Regions from separate parts of the Homo sapiens genome. Here region 2 is linked to region 1. The links are chromatin contacts, found by Hi-C in ENCODE. All regions are on one chromosome and are shown on one strand. Each heading gives the region's core, a stretch centred on a gene start or an enhancer-like site at or near the end of the contact. The rest is flanking DNA. Distances are from core to core; before and after follow the strand shown.

Region 1 (5,742 bases), core at 1,455-3,954:
GGCCGGCTTTTTTTTTGTTTTTTTTGAGATAGGGCTTCACTCTGATGCCCAGACTGAAGCACAGTGGAGAAATCATGGCTCACTGCAGTTTCCGCCTCCTGCACTCAAGCGATCCTCCCGAATAGCTGCCTGACCTTTTTTTTTTTTTTTTCCAATAGATGGGGATCTCACCATATTGTTCAGGCTGATCTTGAACTCCTAGGCTCAAGTGATCCTGCTGCCTTGGCCTCCCAAAGTGCTGGAATTACAGGAATGAGTCACAGCACCCAGCCGGCTGTGTTTTGTTTTTTGTTTTTTACCCCGACAGGGTCTCAGTCAGTCGTTAGCTGGAGTGAAGTGGCGTAACACAGCTCACTGCAGCCTTGATCTCCTGGGCTCAAGTGATCCTCCCATTTCTTCCTTCCAGAGTAACTGGTACTGCAGGCCCACGCCACCACACATGGCTAATTTTTAAATTTCGTAGAGACGAGGTCTTGCCATGTTGCTCAGGCTCCAGCTGTTGTATTCTTTCCAATTGAAACGAAGAATTATCTGCTCTTATGGACACATAAAATAAGAACGAACTAAGAGCTACCCAGTGGTAAGACGCAAACTTCTGAGTGACTTTGGGTTTCCTGCGCCTGTTATCCCAGCACTTTGGGAGGCCGAGGCGGGTGGATCACTTGAGGTCGGGAGTTCAAGACCTGCCTGGCCAACGTGGCGAAACCCCGTCTCTACTAAAAAAAAAAAATACAAAATTAGCTGGGTGTGGTGGCACATGCCTATAAGCTTGAACCGGGAGGCAGAGGTTGTAGTGAGTAGAGATCGCGCCACTGCACTCCAGCCTGGGCGACAGACTGAGACTCCGTCACACACACAAAAAAAAAAAAAAAAAAAGAAAGAAAGACCAAGCAGAATGCAAATAAAAGGTCTGAAGAACAAGTTTTGTTAATTTGCCACAACAGACTGTACTCCAGGGGAAGCTTTGTTGTCCATTAAAGTGAGTTCTCTGGGAAGACGAGGAGTAACCGACTTGCACGATTTTCCTGCCTTTTCTATATTCTCTACTTACTATGACAATACAGCACTAGAATTTCCAAGTGCTTATACCAGCATAGTGCAATGTATTTAATGAGAAACCACGTCCAACAACAAAGCGTTATAACTTCTCCAGCTGAGTTAGATGTTTTAGTCTGAACCAGGAAAACAGATGAAGAAAGTTGAACCAAGAATTAAAAGATTTAGAGTTTCCACTCAGACCTAAGACTCTCCACTTTGTTTCAGAGGGAGTGGGTATGGTTATTCTGAAGAAGAAGGCGGCCCTTATCCTGAATGCCCGGTAGCCTCCGTGGGCTGGTGGGTGGTTCCTCCGGTCCAGCACCTCCATAATTTATGATCAAATGCCCAAGCCAACAAACTAATCCTCCCCTTCTCCCCCACAAGGAGGCAACCTTTATGTCAGAACAATGTGCCCAGAAGAAGCCAAAGACACAAGGCACATCCAAGGCAAAGACAATCTTAATTAAGCACTTTCTCCTTCCACTTTCTCCACACCTTTACCCCCGGCCCAACCCCTTCCCATAATTTCAAGCTGTACAAAATGAGGTCCTAGGGTGGATCCGGGTGGTCTTTCCTTTCTCTACGGGTAAGCTCTACAAAGAGGCGAAAGCTCCGAGTGTTAGTTCTTGTTTGTGTATAAATTCTGAAAAGCAACGCTGGCCTGCGAGCTATGAAAAGCAGAAGCATGAGTCACCACGCAACGGGTCAATCAAACCTGTAGACCAGAAGGCACGGATCTGGCAAACGGACGGTGAGCCAGGAAAAAAACATCCCCCCAAACCTCTCCGCTGACAGGTTTATCTAGCTGGCTGACCTTGGGCAGGTCACCAGCCGCTCCGAGCACATTCATGTCTAAGATGAGATGGGGGCTGGAAAGCCTTCCAAGAAATAATCCCTTCCGAGTGGTGACGGTCTATGCAACTTTTGAATAAACACATCCTAAGAGGCAACGGAGAAGTTTCTAAAGAGTTGAAATTTTTCAACAAAAGGAGGAGGGAAAAGTGCTCGGTAAAAACACAACGGAGTAACTGGTTTTGGCCTCCGACCAGACGCGAGGGGAGAGAAGAGTGAGAAGTTAGACCCCTGTGATAAAGGGAAAAGGCAGCAGCGGAGACCCGGGCAGGAGCTGCAGCGCCCAGCCGGGGCGAGCTGGGGTGCGCAAGGCCTACCGCGGGTGGGCCCGGCAGGGCAGGGCAGGGCAGGGCGGGGCGGGGCGCCCGCCGCGCTACCCTCCTGGGAAAGGCCGTGGAGGCGCCGGCCGGCGGCTGAGGAGAAACGCCAGCTTTCGGTATGGAATATCGGGAAAGGGCTCTCAGAGCGAAAACTAGCTGCGCCGGCTGCTGGGAAGCCGACGCTGGGCCCGCAGAGAAGGCGCGCGCTCGCGAGGCCCCCCCCAAGTGGATGGGGCGGCGTGGGGGGAGGGGCCGCAAGGGTGGGGGAGGGGAGGTCGCGGGCCTCTCACAATAACACCTCGCAGCCCCTTCCGACCCCCGCCTCTAAGCCACCGGTTCCCTGCGACCCTGGATGCACTCACTGAAGTAGAGGGTCCGTGCGGGCCCCAAGCGGCTGAGGCGTCGGCGGGTGGCGCGTCGGTCGCTCGCTCGGTCCCGTCGGTCCCGCTCCGGCGCGTCCCTCCTCCGGCCCCAGCACCAGCAGCAGCTCCTCCACTTCCGGTTCCCCTGCCACTCAGCCAAATGGCTTCCGGAAGTCCCGCCCCCATCCTGCCACGCCTCAGCGTGGTTCCTCTCTCCCCGCCTTCGCTCTCCCGGGCGCTGGCGGCGTGCGCCCAGGTGTCCCGCCACACCCCGTTGGGTACCCTGCTTTGTTCTCGCGGTTACCCCCATTTTGTGTGGCGTCTGAGGGACATGGGCTTCTCTCTTTACTCCAGCTGCATCTCTCAATCCTGCGTTCGTGCCACCGCAGTGTGGAGCTGGCATTCGGGACGATGTGGCGTGAAGTCACACTGACGCCATTCCCTTCACACTCAGCCAACTTGGCTTCCTCTTCCACCCATGGAATAAACCAGACTGCTGAAAGTGGGAGGGAAATAGCGGACCAAGGTTAAGGAGGCAGTACCTGACATTTATTAGTGGAATTTCTGTTTCTATGATGAATGTGGAGATTTTGGGTGACCGCCTGTAAAGGTGATACATAGGGGGATGACGAACCCCAGGCTTTTCCTTAAAAGATACATCCAGTTTAGGGGAAGACATACATATACAAAGTCAATATTGAAAAGATTATATGCTAAATAAATGCAGGATCTATAAAAGTAGAGAGGAGGGGCAAGAGATGTGCTCAAGCTTATAGCAGCGCAACGGTTGCTGGAGCAGTGCCCTGAACTGGCCCTTTAAGGATCTCAGCTCTATGCTGGTGAATAGGCAGAGCCTTCCAGGGCTCTTAAACTGATGCGGGGGTGGGGGTTGATTTTGCTGACAAAACCTGTTAAGAATACTGTAAAATCCTGGGAGCCTAAAATGTCAAGATATGTCAAGTAATTTTTCTTTTTTTTTTTTTTTTTTATTCAAGTTCTAGGGTACATGTGCACAACGTGCAGGTTTGTTACATAGGTATACGTGTGCCATGTTGGTTTGCTGCACCCATCAACTCGTCATTTACATTCCGTATTTCTCCTAATGCTATCCCTCCCCCAGCCCCGCAGTCCCCGACAGGCCCCCGTGTGTGATGTTCCCCGCCCTTTGTCCAAGTGTTCTCAGTGTTCAATTCCCACCTATGAGAACATGCGGTGTTTGGTTTTCTGTCCTTGTGATAGTTTGCTGAGAATGATGGTTTCCAGTTTCGTCCATGTCCCTGCAAAGGATATGAACTCATCCTTTTTACAGCTGCATAGTATTTCGTGGTGTATATGTGCCACATTTTCTTAATCCAGTCTATCATTGATGGACATTTGGGTTGGTTCCAAGTCTTTGCTATTGTGAATAGTGCCACAATAAACATACGTGTGCATGTATCTTTATAGCAGCATGATTTATAATCCTTTGGGTATATACCCAGTAATGGGATGGCTGGGTCAAATGGTATTTCTAGTTCTAGATCCTTGAGGAATCGCCACACTGTCTTTCACAATGGTTGAATTAATTTACACTCCCTCCAACAGTGTAAAAGTGTTCCTCTTTCTCCACATCCTCTCCAGCATCTGTTGTTTCCTGACTTTTTAATGATCGCCATTCTAACTGGCATGAGATGGTATCTCATTGTGGTTTTGATTTGCATTTCTCTGATGACCAGTGATGATGAGCATTTTTTCATGTGTCTGTTGGTTGCATAAATGTCTTCTTTTGAGAAGTGTCTGTTCATATCCTTTGCCCACTTTTTGATGGGGTTGTTTGTTTTTTTTCTTGTAAATTTGTTTAAGTTCTTTGTAGATTCTGGATATTAGCCCTTTGTCAGATGGGTAGATTGCAAAAATTTTCTCCCATTCTGTAGGTTGCCTGTTCGCTCTGATGGTAGTTTCTTTTGCCATGCAGAAGCTCTTTAGTTTAATTATATCCCATTTGTCTATTCTGGCTTTTGTTGCCATTGCTTGTGGTGTTTTAGTCAGGAAGTCTTTGCCCATGCCTATGTCCTGAATGGTATTGCCTATGTTTTCTTCTAGGGTTTTTATGGTTTTAGGTCTAACATTTAAGTCTTTACTCCATCTTGAATTAATTTTTGTATAAGGTGTAAGGAAGGGATCCAGTTTCAGCTTTCTACATATGGCTAGCCAGTTTTCCTGGCACCATTTATTAAATAGGGAATCCTTTCCCCATTTCTTGTTTTTGTCAATTTGTCAAAGAGCAGATGGTTGTAGATGTGTGGTGTTATTTCTGAGGCCTCTGTTCTGTTCTGTTGGTCTATATATCTGTTTTGGTGCTAGTACCATGCCGTTTTGGTTACTGTAGCCTTGTAGTATAGTTTGAAGTCAGGTAGCGTGGTGCCTCCAGCTTTGTTCTTTTTGCTTAGGATTGTCTTGGCAATGCGGGCTCTTTTTTGGTTCCATATGAAGTTTAAAGTAGTTTTTTCCAATTCTGTGAAGAAAGTCTTTGGTAGCTTGATGGGGATGGCATTGAATCTATAAATTACCTTGGGCAGTATGGCCATTTTCACAATACTGATTCTTCCTATCCATGAGCATGGAATGTTCTTCCATTTGTTTGTGTCCTCTTTTATTTCACTGAGCAGTGGTTTGTAGTTCTCCTTGACGAGGTCCTTCACATCCCTTGTAAGTTGGATTCCTAGGTATTTTATTCTCTTTGTAGCAATTGTGAATGGGAGTTCACTCATGATTTGGCTCTCTGTTATTGTCTGTTATTGGTGTATAGGAGTGCTTGTGATTTTTGCACATTGATTTTGTATCCTGAGACTTTGCTGAAGTTGCTTATCAGCTTAAGGAGATCTTGGGCTGAGACAATGGGGTTTTCTAAATATACAATCATGTCATCTGCAAACAGGGAAAATTTGACTTCCTCTTTTCCTAATTGAATACCCTTTATTTCTTTCTCTTGCCTGATTGCCCTGGCCAGAACCTCCAACACTATGTTGAATAGGAGTGGTGAGAGAGGGCATCCTTGTCTTGTGCTGGTTTTCAAAGGGAATGCTTCCCGTTTTTGCCCATTCAGTATGATATTGGCTGTGGGTTTGTCATAAATAGCTCTTACTATTTTGAGATACGTTCCATCAATACCTAGTTTATTGCGAGCTTTT
Region 2 (5,242 bases), core at 324-2,823, 1.9 Mb before region 1:
TCTAGGAATATGTGCCACGCTTACTAAGCTTGTGTTTAAGCAAAGGCCGGCACATCTGATATCACAATTGAGAGCAGAAAAAGTTTAAAGGTCATTTAGTTAAACTGGCTTTCTTTAAATATGAAGAAACTAAGGCTCAGAGAAGAGAAGTTGACTTTAAGTAAGATGACACCTCGGCCGGGCGCGGTGGCTCACTCCTGTAATCCCAGCACTTTGGGAAGCCGAGGCAGGTGGATCACCTGAGGTCAGGAGTTTGAGACCAGCCTGGCCAACATGGCAAAACCCCTCTCTACTAAAAATACAAAAATTAGCTGGTCGTGGTGGCACGCGCCTGTAATCCCAGCTACTCGGGAGGCTGAGGCAGGAGAATCGCTTGAACCTGGGAGGCAGAGGCTGCAGTGAGCCGAGATCCCGCCACTGCGCTCCAGCCTGGGTAACTCCGCGGCCCCTCCCCACCCAGCAAAAAAAGATGACACCACTGCCGTTATTACCTAAAATCTAGATCTGGATCGGTTGCGTTTTTCATAACACCAGAACGACGATTTAAGAAAAGGTAGACAAATTACAAGCGCTGCCGTTCAGGAGACGGGGGACTTACGAGTGGAACATGGAGGCCAGCATAAGCTTCTCATTAGAAGTGAGGCGGGGCCGGCCAAATCGAATGGACACCGGGTAATTAGCAGGGTTACCCAGATACTCCAGCACCTCTTTCCCGTCGGCCGTGTACCTGCCATTCACGTCCATGCCATTGATGGCCAGCACTGCATGACCCACTGCAGAGGTGAAGCTAACGGTCAGCGAAGGTGCAGCCCGGGGATTCCGCCGAGGGGACAAGGGACCCGACACAACCCCTTTTCCCCCAACCCCGCACCTACAACCAGCCCACTTCTACAGCACTGGGGCCCTCCCACCCCCGCACCCGCCACGGGCCCGAGCCTAGCCCACCTCGGATGCCGTCCCGCTGGCCGAAAGCAACCAACACACGCTCATCGTGTAGCTTGAGCAGCAGATCCAGCGGATAACTGAAAGTTTTCTCAGCCTCAGCCCGTGGCGCGTAGCTGTCCAACTGGTAAATCAAGCCGCCAGCTTTGTTCACCACATACACACTAAAAATCGCCATCGCTGCCTTGCCGCTCGGAAACTGGTATTCAGCCTCTACCCGACGGCCCCTCCCCGGAACCGCATCACAGCACTTGCCGCCGGCCCCACCCCAGCCTCCTCCTCCTCCTCCTCCTCCTCCCGCGCCCCCCGTGCAGCCACCTGCTGCACTTGCGCACTGGGAGCGACACGCTCGGGCATAAGTAGTGCCGGAAAGTTAGCTGCCGAGACCTGGTGGATTGCTTTTCGTTTATCAGTGCAGGAAAACAGCGCTATAGTATGCGTCACAACTAGCGCAGACTCCGGCAGTATTTAGGCGGTGCGGCTTGGGAACTAGAATCCACTTCCTGTCTTCCGCCTCAGGCTAGAGGGCGAGCGCTTCGCCGTGGGACTTCTTCTGCCTGGCTCCGCCTTTTGCCCCGGAAGTACTCACAGCGGACGGTGGTTTTTGGGCCCGTTTCTGAGCAGCGCTTCCTTTTTGTCCGACATCTTGACGAGGCTGCGGTGTCTGCTGCTATTCTCCGAGCTTCGCAATGGTAAGCTTCAGGGGTGTGAAGTCGCCGGCGTTCTTGGGTTTGAGGACTCAGTGGGGAGAGCCTTCGGCGGGAGCGCTCCTTGGCCTGCCGGCCTCGGTTGCAGGGCGGGCGCGGTTATTGCTTGGCCCATGTGCTCTGGTGGTGGAGTTTGCGGGGGCTGAGGGCGCAGTATTAGGGGACTTTGGCGCTATTTGAGGACCTGGTTGCATTCCCGCTGCCCTCCTACAGCCGCCTAAGGACGACAAGAAGAAGAAGGACGCTGGAAAGTCGGCCAAGAAAGACAAAGACCCAGTGAACAAATCCGGGGGCAAGGCCAAAAAGAAGGTAGAAATAAGACCTCTCTGAAAGAGACTAGGGGTAACTCTCTCGTAATCCTCTAGTAATAGGTAACTTGTATAGTAAGTGGTTTTTCAGGTGTAGATTTCTAGAGTCAAAATGTGAGAGTTTATCTTCCCGTCACCACTCGTTCTTTTTCCCATTAGGATCATGAAAATGGGTCTGTTGTGCGAAGTGTCTGCCGCTGTGCCTGCTGTGTTATTTTTAACTGATCTAGTGGGGCTCGGCCCCTGTTTGAAGGCCAAAAACGTGTCGGTGTTTTTTTTTTGTTTTTGTTTTAGTAATGTGTAATTTATCCTTGATAACGGTGGAACAGATTTCTCTGACGCAGATTACTCGAGAGGGAAAGGGTGCTTCTGCCAGAAATACTAACTTGTTTCTGTTTTGTTTTGGTGAGCAGAAGTGGTCCAAAGGCAAAGTTCGGGACAAGCTCAATAACTTAGTCTTGTTTGACAAAGCTACCTATGATAAACTCTGTAAGGAAGTTCCCAACTATAAACTTATAACCCCAGCTGTGGTCTCTGAGAGACTGAAGATTCGAGGCTCCCTGGCCAGGGCAGCCCTTCAGGAGCTCCTTAGTAAAGGTGAGGGGTGTATCCTACATGTGTGTTTTTGTAGGTTAAATTGTCTTGACCATGTTAAGCATCTTCAGTGGTTTTGCTGGAAAAGCAGAATTAAAAAAAAAAAGCGTGGCTTGACCATTGGCTGTTAGTAATGTAATTCTGACGTCTTACTCCTGATCCTGAGATGAATTCTCAGGGTTCTTAGCCACTTTTGTGCCGTGGACCCTGTGGCAGTTTAGTGAAGCCCAAGGATCTTTTATGTTTCGAGTAAATGGATGCATAGAATTACAGGGACAACCGTTTTTGAAATAATTAGATTACTATTTTGAAACAACTTTGAAAATGTTTAAAACCTTTATGGTAAATATTTTGTTGATGTATTAAATTTTAAAACCAGAAATTTAGTACGGTCTACTCAGTAGTATGGTCTGATTACCATAATTCCACAATAATAAGGCTCAGCTAACTATAGTGACTGAACGTCTATAATTCTAGCACTTTGGGAGGCCAAGGCGGGTGAATCAACGGAGGTCAGGAGTTAAAGACCAGCCTGGCCAATATGGTGAAAACCTGCTCTACTGAAAGTTAGCTGGACGTGGGGGCACACGTCTGTAATCCCAGCTACTCAGGATGCTGAGGCATGAGGATCCCTTGAACCCAGGAGATGGAGGTGGCAGTGAGCCGAGATGACACCACTGCACTCCAGCCTTAGTGACAGCAAAAGACTGTCTCAGAAAGGGGGGGGGGGTGGAAGATAATGGAGCCCTAATTTAAAGGAAAAGTAAGGATAGATGATCGTTAAAAACTAGGATTCTCGGTTACCGAACGTCAGATTAAGCAATTCTGGAGCCAGGTGCAGTGGTACCCTTGTATTTCTAGCTACTTGGGAGGCCAAAGCAGGAGGATCATTTGAGCCAAGGAGTTTTAAGACCATTCTGGGCACCTCTGAGAGAACTCTGTCTTTTTGTTTTCCTTTTCTTTAAATAGAGATGCGGTTTTGCCATGTTGCCCAGGCTGGTCTCCTGGGCTCAAGAGATCCACCTGTCCAAAGTGCTGGGATTACAGGCATGAGCCTCTGCACCCGGCCAAAACAAACCTTACTAGAGTCTCATTCTGTTGCCCAGGTTGGAGTGCGGAGGGGCAGTCTTGGCTCAATGCAACCACCAATTCCTGGGTTCAGGTGGTCCTCACCTCAGCTTCCCAAGTAGCTGGAATTACAAGCATGTGCCACCATGCCCAGCTAATTTTTGTATTTTTGGTAGAGATGGGGTTTCACCTTGTTGGCCAGGCTGGTGTGCAACTCCTTACCTCAAGCTATCTGCCCGTCTCCACCTCCCAAAGCAGTGGGATTATAAGCATGAGCCACCGCGCCCAGCCAAAAACCTTACTAGTTTCTATTGTAGCATCTGTTAAGCATCTCATCGTGCTATTCTCTCCCCCTAGGACTTATCAAACTGGTTTCAAAGCACAGAGCTCAAGTAATTTACACCAGAAATACCAAGGGTGGAGATGCTCCAGCTGCTGGTGAAGATGCATGAATAGGTGAGTAGGAATGTGTGGGCTCATGGTGTAGGAGGTAGATACAAAGCTTTATGGTTCTGATTCTTTTAATTTTTTTTTACAGGTCCAACCAGCTGTACATTTGGAAAAATAAAACTTTATTAAATCAAATGAATGAGTATGTCTGTTTCCTAAGAAAGACAATGATAAAGAATTTGGTGGAAGGTATAATAGGGGTTTGTTGACTTTGCTTTTAGCCTCATGGTAGTTGGTAGAGAGCATGATTAGCTTTTTTCTGTATGTGACTGCTTCTTCATTGCTGCAGCTTCAGTTTTGAATTGATGTCTGAAAGGAAATAAAGGGTTAACACGATGATGAAGGGTGACATCTCCAAAAAGGAGGTTGGATGGGTAGGTTGGAGACCCGGCACTGAACACACATACCTGGACTGCCAGCGGCGTCCATTATTCCAGACGCGGCCAAAAGAGGGCAGCCAGCCTGCACTGGTCCTGGAGCTGTGATCAAAGTTGGCCCCAACTCGGTCTGGGGGGAGTTTTTTCAACTTCTGTTTTTCCTCTGTACAATGATAGGGAAACTTTTATTTTTCTTTATTGAAGAATATAGAGATGGGGTCTCACTATGTTGTCCAGGCTGTTTTCAAACTTCTGGGCTCAAGTGACCCTCCCACCTCAGCCTCCCAAAATGCTAGGATTATAGCCATGAGCCACCACACACAGGCAAGGAAACCATTTTTGAGTGTGAAGATTTAGACGATCCTCTCTTGAATTAGTTTACTTACTTTCTTTAAGAAATTCTTCATAGGATGGTCCTATTTCTTGGTTCCCAGCAATGTATTCTTCATCTTGGATCATCCAGGGAGGTGTGGCACCTGAAAAAAAAATTAAGGCTTTTTTTTTTTTTTTTAAGTCTTCAGGCTATTGTGAAACATGTCCTAGCTGTTAGCTTACCTCTCCTCATTAAGAGCTAGAAATGTCTAAAAGCAAAGCCCAGGAATTCTGGAGCTTTAGAAGGCCCTAGGCTAATTTAAAGCGACATACCCCATATGTGACAGTCATTTTAAAATGGCTTTGAGGCACAACTGACATAAACGATACACACTTAAATTTGGTGACTTTTGAGCGAAGCCATTACAATCTAGACCCCAAACATCCCCCTGTAAGTATCACTGCCCCCATTAAAATATTTTCA

The links. Hi-C counts contacts between places; a loop is a spot of excess contacts on that map. Pooled maps may share reads with other maps.
Region 2: a pooled map shows a loop between it and region 1 (13-fold over the local background). The contact joins the promoter of RPS25 here to the promoter of PAFAH1B2 in region 1. A Hi-C loop is called at or near these places in 4 of 50 pooled maps.

Annotation. Positions count from the first base shown.
Region 1 is chr11:117,141,249-117,146,990 of GRCh38, reverse strand. It overlaps PAFAH1B2 (platelet activating factor acetylhydrolase 1b catalytic subunit 2), which reads right to left and starts at 2,704. Exons shown (of 6, transcript NM_002572.4): 1 at 2,573-2,704. RefSeq lists an enhancer at 1,445-1,624 and a silencer at 2,175-2,494.
Region 2 is chr11:119,014,674-119,019,915 of GRCh38, reverse strand. It overlaps RPS25 (ribosomal protein S25), which reads left to right and starts at 1,573. Exons shown (of 5, transcript NM_001028.3): 1 at 1,573-1,634; 2 at 1,863-1,958; 3 at 2,371-2,554; 4 at 3,977-4,075; 5 at 4,158-4,199. The coding sequence starts at 1,632. The coding sequence ends at 4,071. TRAPPC4 (trafficking protein particle complex subunit 4) reads right to left here and starts at 1,150. Exons shown (of 5, transcript NM_016146.6): 1 at 946-1,150; 2 at 599-773. The coding sequence starts at 1,120. CENATAC (centrosomal AT-AC splicing factor) reads right to left here. Exons shown (of 11, transcript NM_198489.3): 9 at 4,833-4,922; 10 at 4,477-4,609; 11 at 4,123-4,378. The coding sequence ends at 4,318. RefSeq lists enhancers at 579-1,277, 1,532-1,761, 1,782-1,851 and a silencer at 1,172-1,291.